2 separate regions of the Homo sapiens genome follow, and region 1 is linked to region 2. Evidence: read pairs that join two places in POLR2A ChIA-PET (ENCODE). Cell type or tissue: PC-9. All regions are shown on one strand. Links, peaks and the distances in the headings refer to the core of each region. The heading gives the core; the rest is flanking DNA.

Evidence for each region. Peaks named below come from ENCODE experiments on the same cell type or tissue, not always from the same donor. Only the 100,000 strongest peaks of a DNase experiment are listed, where the experiment ranks them.
Region 1: POLR2A ChIA-PET joins it to region 2 with 7 read pairs; 2 of 35 experiments call an interaction of 5 or more read pairs at or near these places.

Annotation. Positions count from the first base shown.
Region 1 is chr10:70,825,060-70,830,440 of GRCh38, forward strand. The region is part of intron 2 of SGPL1 (sphingosine-1-phosphate lyase 1); the gene reads left to right. Among named protein-coding and RNA genes, the nearest start is that of SGPL1, 12 kb to the left of the region's middle. In PC-9, for the core only: no CTCF peak of the experiment used is centred there; DNase peaks (open chromatin) are centred at 2,572 and 4,102; H3K4me3 peaks cover 1,573 bases; H3K27ac peaks cover 3,174 bases.
Region 2 is chr10:70,713,088-70,718,468 of GRCh38, forward strand. The region is part of intron 4 of ADAMTS14 (ADAM metallopeptidase with thrombospondin type 1 motif 14); the gene reads left to right. Among named protein-coding and RNA genes, the nearest start is that of ADAMTS14, 43 kb to the left of the region's middle. In PC-9, for the core only: no CTCF peak of the experiment used is centred there; a DNase peak (open chromatin) is centred at 2,984; H3K27ac peaks cover 730 bases.

The sequences.
Region 1 (5,381 bases), core at 159-5,158, 110 kb after region 2:
GTTCAAGTGATTCTCCTGCCTCAGCCTCCCAAGTAGCTGGGATTACACTCTTAAGCCTGTGAGAGGGCAAGGAAGGGAGTAGTTTCTGGAACTTTGAGAGAGTTGAGATGAAGGAGAAGGTAACCTGTAGGAATGCCAGCCAGTGACCCAGTAGGAAAGGCATCAAGGGGAATAAATACTTCAAACTCTTTTGCTACCCTCTGATCTCCTGCTGTAGCCTCCCATTGGTCTAATACAACTGGAAACCAGAGGTTAAGGAGTCTGGTTGATTTAATTCAGAGGGTGGAATCCGGAGGCACATAGCCGAGCTGGAAAATGCTGGATGGAGGATCTGGAGGAGGAGATCATCTGGAGGGGAGAACATCCAGCATGCTGGAGTTGAGAGGTCTAGTTTGTCTTAAAAGGCACAAATGAGGAGATAATTCTTGAACAGAATCTTGAAGGTGGATAGCATATGGATTATAGAAAGGGAATGTTCCCACTGATTTTAACAGGATAGATTCAGAGGCACACAGTTGCCACAGCTTTGGCAAGCCCAAAGCTGCTTTGTTCCAGTAGTAGCCTTAGAATCTTAATTGCCTGGAGGGCCTTTAAAAGTACTGCAGTCCAGCTTTCTTGCTGCCTAGGAATCCCTCTACAATGCCCTGTCAGGAGTGAGTGCTACATACTTTCTCAGGGGGTTCTTTCCACTGTTGGACAGCTTTAATTTTTAGAAAATTTTTCATGTGTCCAGATCACTGAATGCATCAGCTAGAATTAGGTTTGAGTGTATATAACAGAAAAACCTAAAGTAATAGAGATTTTTTAAAAGACATAAATATATTTCTTTAAGAGAAAACTGGCCTGGCGCGGTGGCTCACGCCTGTAATCCCAACACTTTGGGAGGCCGAAATGGGCGGATCACTTGAAGCCAGAAGTCAAGATCAGCCTGGGCAATGTGGTGAAACCCCGTCTTTACTAAAAATACAAAAATTAGCCGGGTGTGGTGGTGGGTGCCTGTAATCAATCCCAGCTACTCAGGAGGCTGAGGCATGAGAATCGCTTGAACGCGGGAGGTGGAGGTTGCAGTGAGCCAAGGTCACACTACCGCACTCCAGCCTGGACGACAGAGTGAGACTCTCTCAAAAAAATTACAACACAGTACAATACAATACAACACAACACAACAATACAATACAATACAGTACTACAGTACAATACAATACAATGCAATGCCAGTACAATTCCATTCCATTCCATTCATTCCCATTCCATTCCATGCCGATAAGGCCATTCCTGAGTCTTTGAGGTGCCAGGCTGCTTCTGTCTGTCATTCCGCTATCAGTAGTGCATCCCCTCCTGGGCCAGGGTAGCTGCCTGGGGTTCTACCTGTCAGGTTCATGTTTCATTCATGAAGAGGAAGAGGAAACGGAAAAAGAAGGGCTTGCCCTCCATTTTAATTAAAAATTATTTTGGAATTTATTATACGTGCAGAAGAGTATAGAAAGCACATATCTACATTTTAATGAACAATAATAAAACAACGATACCAGATTAGGATATAAACCATTTATCTCTAACTCTACGCTTCACCCTGTTACAAATATTTCCTTTCTTCCCCTCTATGGATAACCCCATCCTGACTTTTATAATTATTCCCTTGCCTTTTTAAAAATAGTTTTAACCACCTGTGTATGCATCCTAAGTTTAGTTTGTTTTTTTTTAAACTTGATGTAAATGGATGCATATGTATTTTTATTTTTGTGATTTTCCTGTGTTGCTCAGTATTCATGCGATCCATGTTATTGCATGTAGTTTAAGTTCATTCATTTTTATTGCTGTATATATAGTATTTTATTGTGTGACTAAACTGCAGTTATTTATCCATTTGACTTATAATTCACATTTGGGTTGTTTCCAATTTGAGGCTTTTTCAAACATTGCTGTTATGAGCGTTCTTATATAACAAGTGATCACAAGTGCAAGAGTTTTTCTGGGATTTGTGCCTAGGAGTGGAATTGCTGATTGTAAAGGCATACATGCCTAACTTCACTAGATATTGCTAAACTTTTCTGAAGAGGCCAATACAATTTATACCACTATCAACAATATATGAGAGTTATTTCCACCCAACTTGGCAAACCTGATATTTATAAAGCTTATTTTTTGACAATCTGGTAAGCAGATAAATGTAATTGTAATTTCCGTATGCATTTCCTGATAACTGATGTGGTTAAGTACCCTTTTCAATGTTTACCAACCACTTGGATTTTCTGTTTTGTGGCTGCCTCTTCAAGTCATATGCCTTATCAGTTATTTCTCCTTTTTAGTTCTATTATTAATAGATTTTGCTGTATATTTGCTGAGATTTTGTTACTAGGTGCATTCAGATTTAAAATTGTTACATCTTGTAAGTTGAGCTTTTCATATAATTTGCTTTTTGACATAATATAGCTACATCAGCTTTTTGTCATGAAATAGGAAACTTCAAATGTATGATAAATGAATGAGTTGCCTGTTAGTATAGGCAGAAACTGCAGAACAATCCTAGCCCATTATTCAGGCTTTATGTATCAGCGATTTGTTCTGTTATCCCATAAAGTGAATGAGTCATTTTTGAGTTTAAAAAAATCATAGGGCTTTTTTTTTGAGGTCCAATTTGCATACAGTAAAGGGCACAAATCTTAATTATCCAGGTCAGTAAATATTTATGTATGAATATACTTCCAGATCAAGATATTAAACATTTCCAGCACTCCAGCCAGCTTCTTAATGTCCCTCCCAGTTGATACCTACCAAAGGTTTTGCTTAGTTTTGCTGATTTTGAACTTTACATAAAGTGGAAACATACAGTATATTCTCTTTTGTGAGTGGCCTTTTTGCTCAACATTGTGTTTGTGAGATTCAGTCATGTTCTTAGGTAGCATTAGTTTTTCTTTCTTATTGCTGTGTAGTGTTACAATGTATAACTATATTATAACTAATTTGTTCTGTAGTTGTAGAACATTTATGTTTCTAGTTTTTTGGCTATTGTGAATGACACTGCTGCCTTCTTGAACATGTCTTGGTAAACATAAAATGTAGAGTTGCTGTGTGGTAACGTGTACTGCCAAACAGATTTCCAAAGTGGTTGTACTAATTTACGCTACCAGAGTTTTAATATATAACTTCTTGATTTAGCTTTGGGCAGCAAATGTTAAATTTCTGTCATCTGCATACCACACATGGAGAAGAGCACTGAGAACTCTTTCCTGAAGTTGTATAGGCACTTTTATTTTATTTTTTATTTTTATTTTTTTCGGAGACAGGGTTTCACCCTGTTGCCCAGGCAGGAGTGCGGTGGTGCGATCATGGCTTCCTGCAGCCTTGAACTCTGGGTCTCTAACCATCCTCATTGAGAAGCCTCGGCTTCCTAAAGTGCTGCGATTATGGGTGTGAGCCACTGTACCCAGCCTGTACAAGCAATTCTAAAATGTGAAATGCCCTTCCTTTTCTGTAATTTCCCCAGAGAGTAAAGCCTACTGCATTCTTGTTTATCTAGTCTGTAAATGTTAATACACAATTGATGGGAACAAAGCAACCTTAGTTCTTTTTGAGTATGAAAAGGACCCTGTTAAGGGCAGAATTTAAAATATTTGTAGTAGTTAATTCTCAGGTTAAAATCATAATCTTCTAGAATGCTTTAGATTCTAAGTGGCTATTGTAGTAACACTTTATACTCAATATTGGGGGACCATGTTTTTTGGAGGCTTTCACTGAAGCATTTAATTCCATTCTTTTGAATTCGTTTTGACAGATGGGTCTAAAAAGGAATAGATCAATTCTGTATTGAATTCCAGTCTTAATGGCACCGAGTCTTTGAGACAATTGAGGCAAATTGGAAATTCTGTTTTCACATTCTTCTGAAAGGGGATGCCTTTCAGAAGTGTCCTGAAGGGCGCTGGGGAGGGCAAATATGAGGATGCCAGGGTAAGTCTGCTCCCTGTCTGGCTGTGTTGGGCCAGAGTGGAAGAAAGCCTAAGACTCTGTTACCCAGCCCTTTCTGAAAATGTTTTCAAATGCTTTCCCAACAATCACGACCACAAGAGTCAACAGTCTGTTTGGATGACTGAAAACACACAGGTTTACGATCTGTAAAGATAGTAGGTAAGTGATTTAATCTTGTTGTATAGGTAGGCCAGAGGGCACTCGCAGCCTTCTGATTGATTTAATAGATTGTTGAAGATTAAGAGTTGACTTAACATCTCTCTTAGAAAACTGAGAAATAGCTCATTACTAAGGTGTGTTTTATTACCACCGTCTGTAAGAAAATACAACATAGGCATGGGAATCAAACTACTTAAAGCCTCTTCCAGCTCCTTTGTGACTGGGAAGGTTACTTTTCCTTGTTGCTTATTGAAGAGAAAAGGAAAATGTTTATCATTGGATAATTCAGGTTCACTGAATATTTAATGAGTGTTTATTATCTGCAGTCATTTTCTTATTACCTTATCTCATTTAATATTCACAACAACCCTGTGAGTGGACGATGGTATCTTTTTTTTTTCTCCTGAACGTTTTGTTGAATTATCCCAATGGCTTCTATTTTTGCAGATGAGCAGAGTCCAGTTGCATAGAGGTTTAGTGTTGTGCCACACATCACACAGCTTCTAAGTGAGAGCTAAAATTAGAGCCGAAGGTTTTGATTACCAGTCCAGACTTTCTAGGACACCACAGCTGCCTTTCTGTAGAACAGATTAACATGACTCTCAGAGTCCGCAAGAGTAGTGGTGAGGTGTCAGTTCAGGGGAATACTCAAAGGTCACTGTCCTTTTCAGATATCTGGGTAGTTGCTACAGTATGTGCTTAGGAATTGCTGGATAAAAAAATATTCTTTAAAATCTCATCATTTTAGTCGTTAATAATTTATTATTATAACTCGTAAAAATATACCTTTAGGCAAGTTATTCTTAGGTAGTTATGGTTGCTTTCATTTGGAGTCCAGAGCTTTACTCTCTATTTCTGGAGTTGCAATTTCTGCTGTCCTTGGCCCATTTAAAAACTTTTTCAGAAGGCCTTTTAAATTTTATTTTTTTATTAAAAGAAAGCCTGTGAATCCAAAGAATCTTAGGTGGTTTCTTAGCTGAAGGGACATTTGGTGAACACAAATGGAACTGTTAGGTCATGATGCTTTTTTAAGTGTACAACTCTGGTGTTTTGTATATTCACAGTTGTGCAGCCATCCCCACGATCAATTTTAGGACATTTTCCAAAGAAACCCAGTACTCAGCAGTCACTTCCTTATTTCCTTCTCACCGGTCCTCAGCAACTACCAGTCTACTTTGTGTAGATTTGCTTAGTCAGGACACTTCATATAAATACAATCATACAGTAAATATGTGGTCTTTCCTGATTGACTTCCT
Region 2 (5,381 bases), core at 161-5,160:
CATTCTTTCTCTCATCTTTCAGAGAAACTCTTTCAGAGGTACCCTGGGGGACCTCCATGAATTCTGTTGCTTGGCTTCTTAACTCTTGGTTGGACTGAGGTGTCGGCAGGTTCTGGAGGGTGGATCAGGCTTGCTGGAGCCCTGCTCCCCAGCTGGCTTCACTGCCAGCCTTGGCTAACATCCATTCATTTGTTCAGAGCTGGGTGCTGTGCTACCTCTGTGGGCCCTCTGTGGGATGAGGTATTGGGTGGGGTGGGGTGGGGGTCAGGGTTCTTGTGGTTGCAGGTGACAGATCCAGCTCACACTAGCTGAAGCCAAAGAGGGGTGTATTGGCAGGGAGCTGCTGACATGCCCACAGAGCCAGTGGGGCAGGAGCCCCAGGGGCCACAGGATGAGGGCTTCAGGCCCATTAGGGCACCGTCCCCTACTCTGCTGGCCTGTGCTTGTCAGTGGAACCCAGCAGCAGATGGGCTTTCTCCCATGATGGGAAACAGGAACAACCCAGGTCCTCACACTTAGGACCCAAATGCCAAAGGTCTCTTTCTTGCCCTCCTAGGGAAGACTGGCTAGGGTGGGACATGAGGCTATCCCTGTATTAATTGCTGTGACTAGAAGGTTGGTTTGGGTCTGCTGGGTCACAGCTTGCCGCTGTGTATGGGGGTGAGTTGGAGCAGGACCTGTGCCCAGAAGGCAAGCAGCAAAGCATGCGGACAGGAAGAATGGCTTCCACAGTGGGGGACACAAAAGGAAGAGAAAACACAGTCCCTGCCCTCTGAGCTTATACTGCTGTGTGTCTGCAGACCACTGCACAAGATATAATTGCAAGCTGGGTGCCGTGACTCACACCTATAATCCTAGCACTTTGGGAGTCCAAGACAGGAGGATTGCTTGAGGCCAGGAGTTCAAGACAAGCCTGGGCATAGCAAGTCCCCATTTCTACAAAAAAATTTAAAAAATTAGCCAAGCAAGGTGGTGCACACCTGTAGTCCCAGCTACTCAGGAGGTTGAGGTGGGAGGATCGCTGGAGCCCAGGAGTTCAAGGCTGCAGTGAGCTATGATTGTGCCGCTGCACTCCACCCTGGCCAACAGAATAAGACCCTGTCTCTAGAATTAAAAAAAAAGAATATCATTGTAGAAATTATTAGTATTGTTTTTGAGCAACCACTGGGAGCCAGACTCTTTGTAGACTCGACCTCATTTATTTAAGTCTCCCCATAACCCTGTGAGAGGTCTGAGTAGCCTCAATGTCCTTACATAGAAACTGGCGTGCAGAGACAGGCTGTAACTTGCTAGTCTGCCCTCTGGTAGGCCGTGGGGCTGGGATCTGAGCACCACTGTGTCCACTCCAGAGCTCACCCTCTTCCCCAGGCCTGGTGCCAGCTGGTGCTGTCCGTGGCTGGTGACCCAGCTGTTATGGTAGAAAAACTTTTCTCCACCCTCTTATGTTCAGTACTGGAGGGCTTGTGAGTTAAACTGAAAGAGATGGACTGGCAGGAGAAAAGAGTTGATTTGCCAGTTCCTTGTATATAGGGGTGCTCCATGATGAGTACCTCAAAGGGGTGGTGAAAACTGGGGGTTTGGCCAGGTACAGTGGCTCACGCATGTAATCCAGTACTTTGGGAGGCTGAGGCAGGTGTATCACCTAAGGTCAGGAGTTTGAGACCAGCCTGACCAATATGGCGAAACCCCGTCTTTACTAAAAATACAAAAATTAGCTGGGTGTGGTGGTGCGCCTGTAGTTCCAGCTGCTCGGGAGGCTGAGGCAGGAGAATTGCTTGAACCTGGGAGGCGGAGGTTGCAGTGAGCCGAGATCGGGCCATTGCACTCCAGCCTGGGCCACAGAGGGAGACTGCAGTCTCAAAAAAAAAAAAAAAAAAAAAAAAAAGAAACAAAACCTGGGGGCTTATATTCTTAGCTTAATAGGGAGAGAAAGGGGAAGGGAGAAAGGTTTCTTTAGGAAAGACAAGTGGGTTTTTAGGAGAACTAACGGGAGATGAAGTTTGTGATAATGCTTACTTAAGCAGGGTCAAGTGGTATTTCTGTCTTTATGACCGTGAAATTCCCTTAAGGGGATTTCTGACAACCTCTTTTCCCAGATGCTGCTGCTTTTAAGGAAAGCTGAGAAGGCTTCTTTCTGCATCTGTTGGCTTTCAGATGTCTTCAGCTTACACTGATCTGTATCCTAATGCTGGGGTTCCAAATGGGCCCTCACACAGGCTGGGAACAGGACCCCAGGAGAGGGAGTGCTTGTATGCATGTATGTCCTGGAGGGGCCATGACCTGTGCCAGCTCCTACAGTCTCTGCTTGGTGAGGGGCTCCACATGCATGGTTTCTGGGCACTGTGTGCCCTCAGCGAGGCCCCTTCCAGACCCACTGAGTGGCCTGGTCTGAGCCCCTGATAAGGGCTCTAAGAGGGTCAGCTCAAATGATGGGGGTGAGGGTGGAGGGGATACTCTTTGGGGCTATGGGAAAAACAATGAAACCCACTGCTGAGGTGGAGAGCTGAAGGCAGCGAAGTTTGGAAGGTAGTGGGGAGAGTAGATGGGAGCTTGTTCCCCAAGCAGAATTTGGGAGCTTCCCTTGGAAACCAGAAGAGGTCTTTTGATGGGCTATAAGTGAGATGTTTCTTTCTATTGGGCAAAGTGTACTTTTGAAACTTGGCATTCCAGGGCTGGCCTGGCCTGAAACGTGATGCATTCAGAAGGGGGTAGGAAGCCCTCCAATCTGGAGTTATAAGAGACCACGTGGATGGTGGCAGGAGTGGGTGGGAAGTTCTCTCTGAGCCCTTGATGTTCATGATGTGGAGGCCAGCTGCCCACTTATCCTTCTCTGGTGTTCCCCTGACGTCCCTAGGACTTTACTGTTGGAGGAAGGCAGGCTCAGTAACCCATTCTAACCTTCTTGGCCAAATTAACACATTCTGACTTTTGACCCTTGACCTCTGACTCATGCATGACTCAAAGCTGTGGCCGGGGAACATTGTCAGTTTCCACTGAAGACTGGGCCCCGAGGGCCTGCCTTGGTGACTGCTGTTTGGATAGTCTTGGTCCTACCTTCCTTCTCCCCACAATCTGCCAGAAAGTGGGTGAGGAGAGAGGAGAGTAATGATCTTCCCAGAGGTTCTGGAAGGCCGCTAGAGGCTAGGTCTTCTGCTCACTGCTGGGTTGCCCTGTGAATGTGGGAACAGAAAGGGCCTGCGATGGGTGAGGGGCACAGCTGAGGCAGAGCTTCCCCTGAGGGAAGCCCAGTTCCTCTTGGGGAGAGAGGCTCACAGCATTGAGATGGACTGCGGCTTAAAGGAGCCATGACCTTGCAGACCTGCTGCTGCCATCGCGGGTACATGGGCGGTGTGGGGTTCTGGCTTCCCCCGAACAGGTGCAGAGGACGGACAGTCAAACTTCCCAGCAAGGGAAGGAGAGCAGATGGGGACCGACAGTCTGCCTCCCTGGGGACCAGCAGCTCATCCTGTCCATTGTGTGGAAGCTTTTATTTGGCTGGGATGCTTGACGCTCGAATTGCCTTAGGGGATTTCCATGGGGCCAGTAATAACAGCTTGCCTTTGCATTCCCCTTGGAACACCTGTCTGCTGTGACCATTTCTGATCCTGATTTCCGGGGCCAGGTCTGGGCTGGCGGGACCAGAGGGAGGAGATCTGGTTCCTGGGATGGATGGTCCCATTGTGCTCTCAACCCAGGGAGGAGGGGGCAGAAGCCATTAGTGAAGCACCCAAAGTTATCTGACAAGGCCCTGGGCACTGCTGTCAGGGGCAGCTGGAGGGACAGTCTGGGTGGCCCTGCCTCCTATATGTCTTTTGCATTGACCTGGGGAGGTGCTATGGATATTCCTGCAGCTTCAGATGATGCGACCGGGCTCCCCGCTCAGCCTTGTCGCACACGCTGCTGGGCGCTGTCTTTTTCTGTGCCTGTTTGCACATCTATACTGGGTCATCTTCCTTAAGACTTCTTCAAATCTCAGGACTAGAGAACCATTTGAGCACTTTGAAGCATAAAGGGGTAGTTGTTTTCAGCATTTAGTGAGTACGTGTTGTGTGCCTTGTATCACAGACAGACTCCCATCGTGGAAGTTTTGGTCTGGCTGCAAAAACAAGCCTTAGTCCTATGGAATAATCAGGGAACCACTGAGAATGGTACCAGTACCAAGGAGCTTAGAGGGGGTGCTGTCCCTGTGGGGTTGTGGAGAGAGGAGGGCTGTCTACAGGGGCTCATTGCTGAGCCTGCCCTGGGGGAGAGGGCAATTTGGAGAGGGGAGGGCATGTGGGCCAGGGCGGCAGACAGCACAGCAAGGTTGTGGGGGTAGGGTTGAGGAAGGAGACCCAAGTGTGTGGCAACAGGTGACAGAAGCCTGCAGAGACCTCCCTGGCATCTAGGTGTGGCGGGATGGCTGGCAAGGCAGCAGTATGGACTGTGGCGTAAAGAAGAGGCATGAGAACAGCTCCCCGTGGTGGCATCCAAGGTGGATCTGCAGGTTCCCAGGGTCCTCTCCTGGCCCAGGGGTGATGGACCAGTTCTCTGGGGCGAGGACCTCTTTGGACATGGGGATATTGGGGAACCTCCTAGGGCCTGGAACTGGAGCACAGGGAGGGTGAGAAGAGAGACAGAGAGGCCCTTTCATCATTTCCTTCCAGCCAGGTTGCAGCCAGAAGCTTCCAGTCTGTTTCCTCTAGAAACCCTCTTGGCAGCCAGCCTGTCTGGATGATAGGTGCCTGGTCCACCTCCACTCCCCACCCTGCCCCACCTGGCTGACAATACATAGATGTTGGGGTGGTTGCCGGGACAACACTGGCTAGCACCTCTGCCAATTGTAGGGTCCTACCAGCTCTGACCTGCCTCAGAGCCCCTTTCTGAGCCTGGGGCCTGCTCAGATGGCCTGTATAGAAGAGCTTGGTGCCTGTTTTAGACCTGGGAGGTTTTGGCGCAGTTGGCTGTCAGATCAGGGCCTTGGTGGCCTCAGCCTGGAAGGGTGGCATTTTGTTTGTTTGCCCTTGACATGCATTACACATCCATCATAAAGCCTGGTTTGGAACACCACAAAAACTGCTTTCCTGCTGACGGAGAGTGTGGCTTTGCCAGACATTCTCCTTTTGGGTAGATGAAACTCTAAGGAGCTCATCCTCCTTGACACGAAGCAGACAATCCTCTTCTTTCCTCTCTTTTTGGTCTTTTTCTCTTCTTTTATGTCTCTTCCCCAAAACTGCTTTTGTGAAAAGTAAAAAAACTCATTCACTGTAAAGCAGTAGTTCTTTTTAAAGTTTATTTTATTTATTATATTTATTTTATTTAAAAGTTATTTTATTTTTTTGAGACGGAGTTTCACTGTTGCCCAGGCTGGAGTGCAGTGGTGCGATCTCGGCTCACTGCAA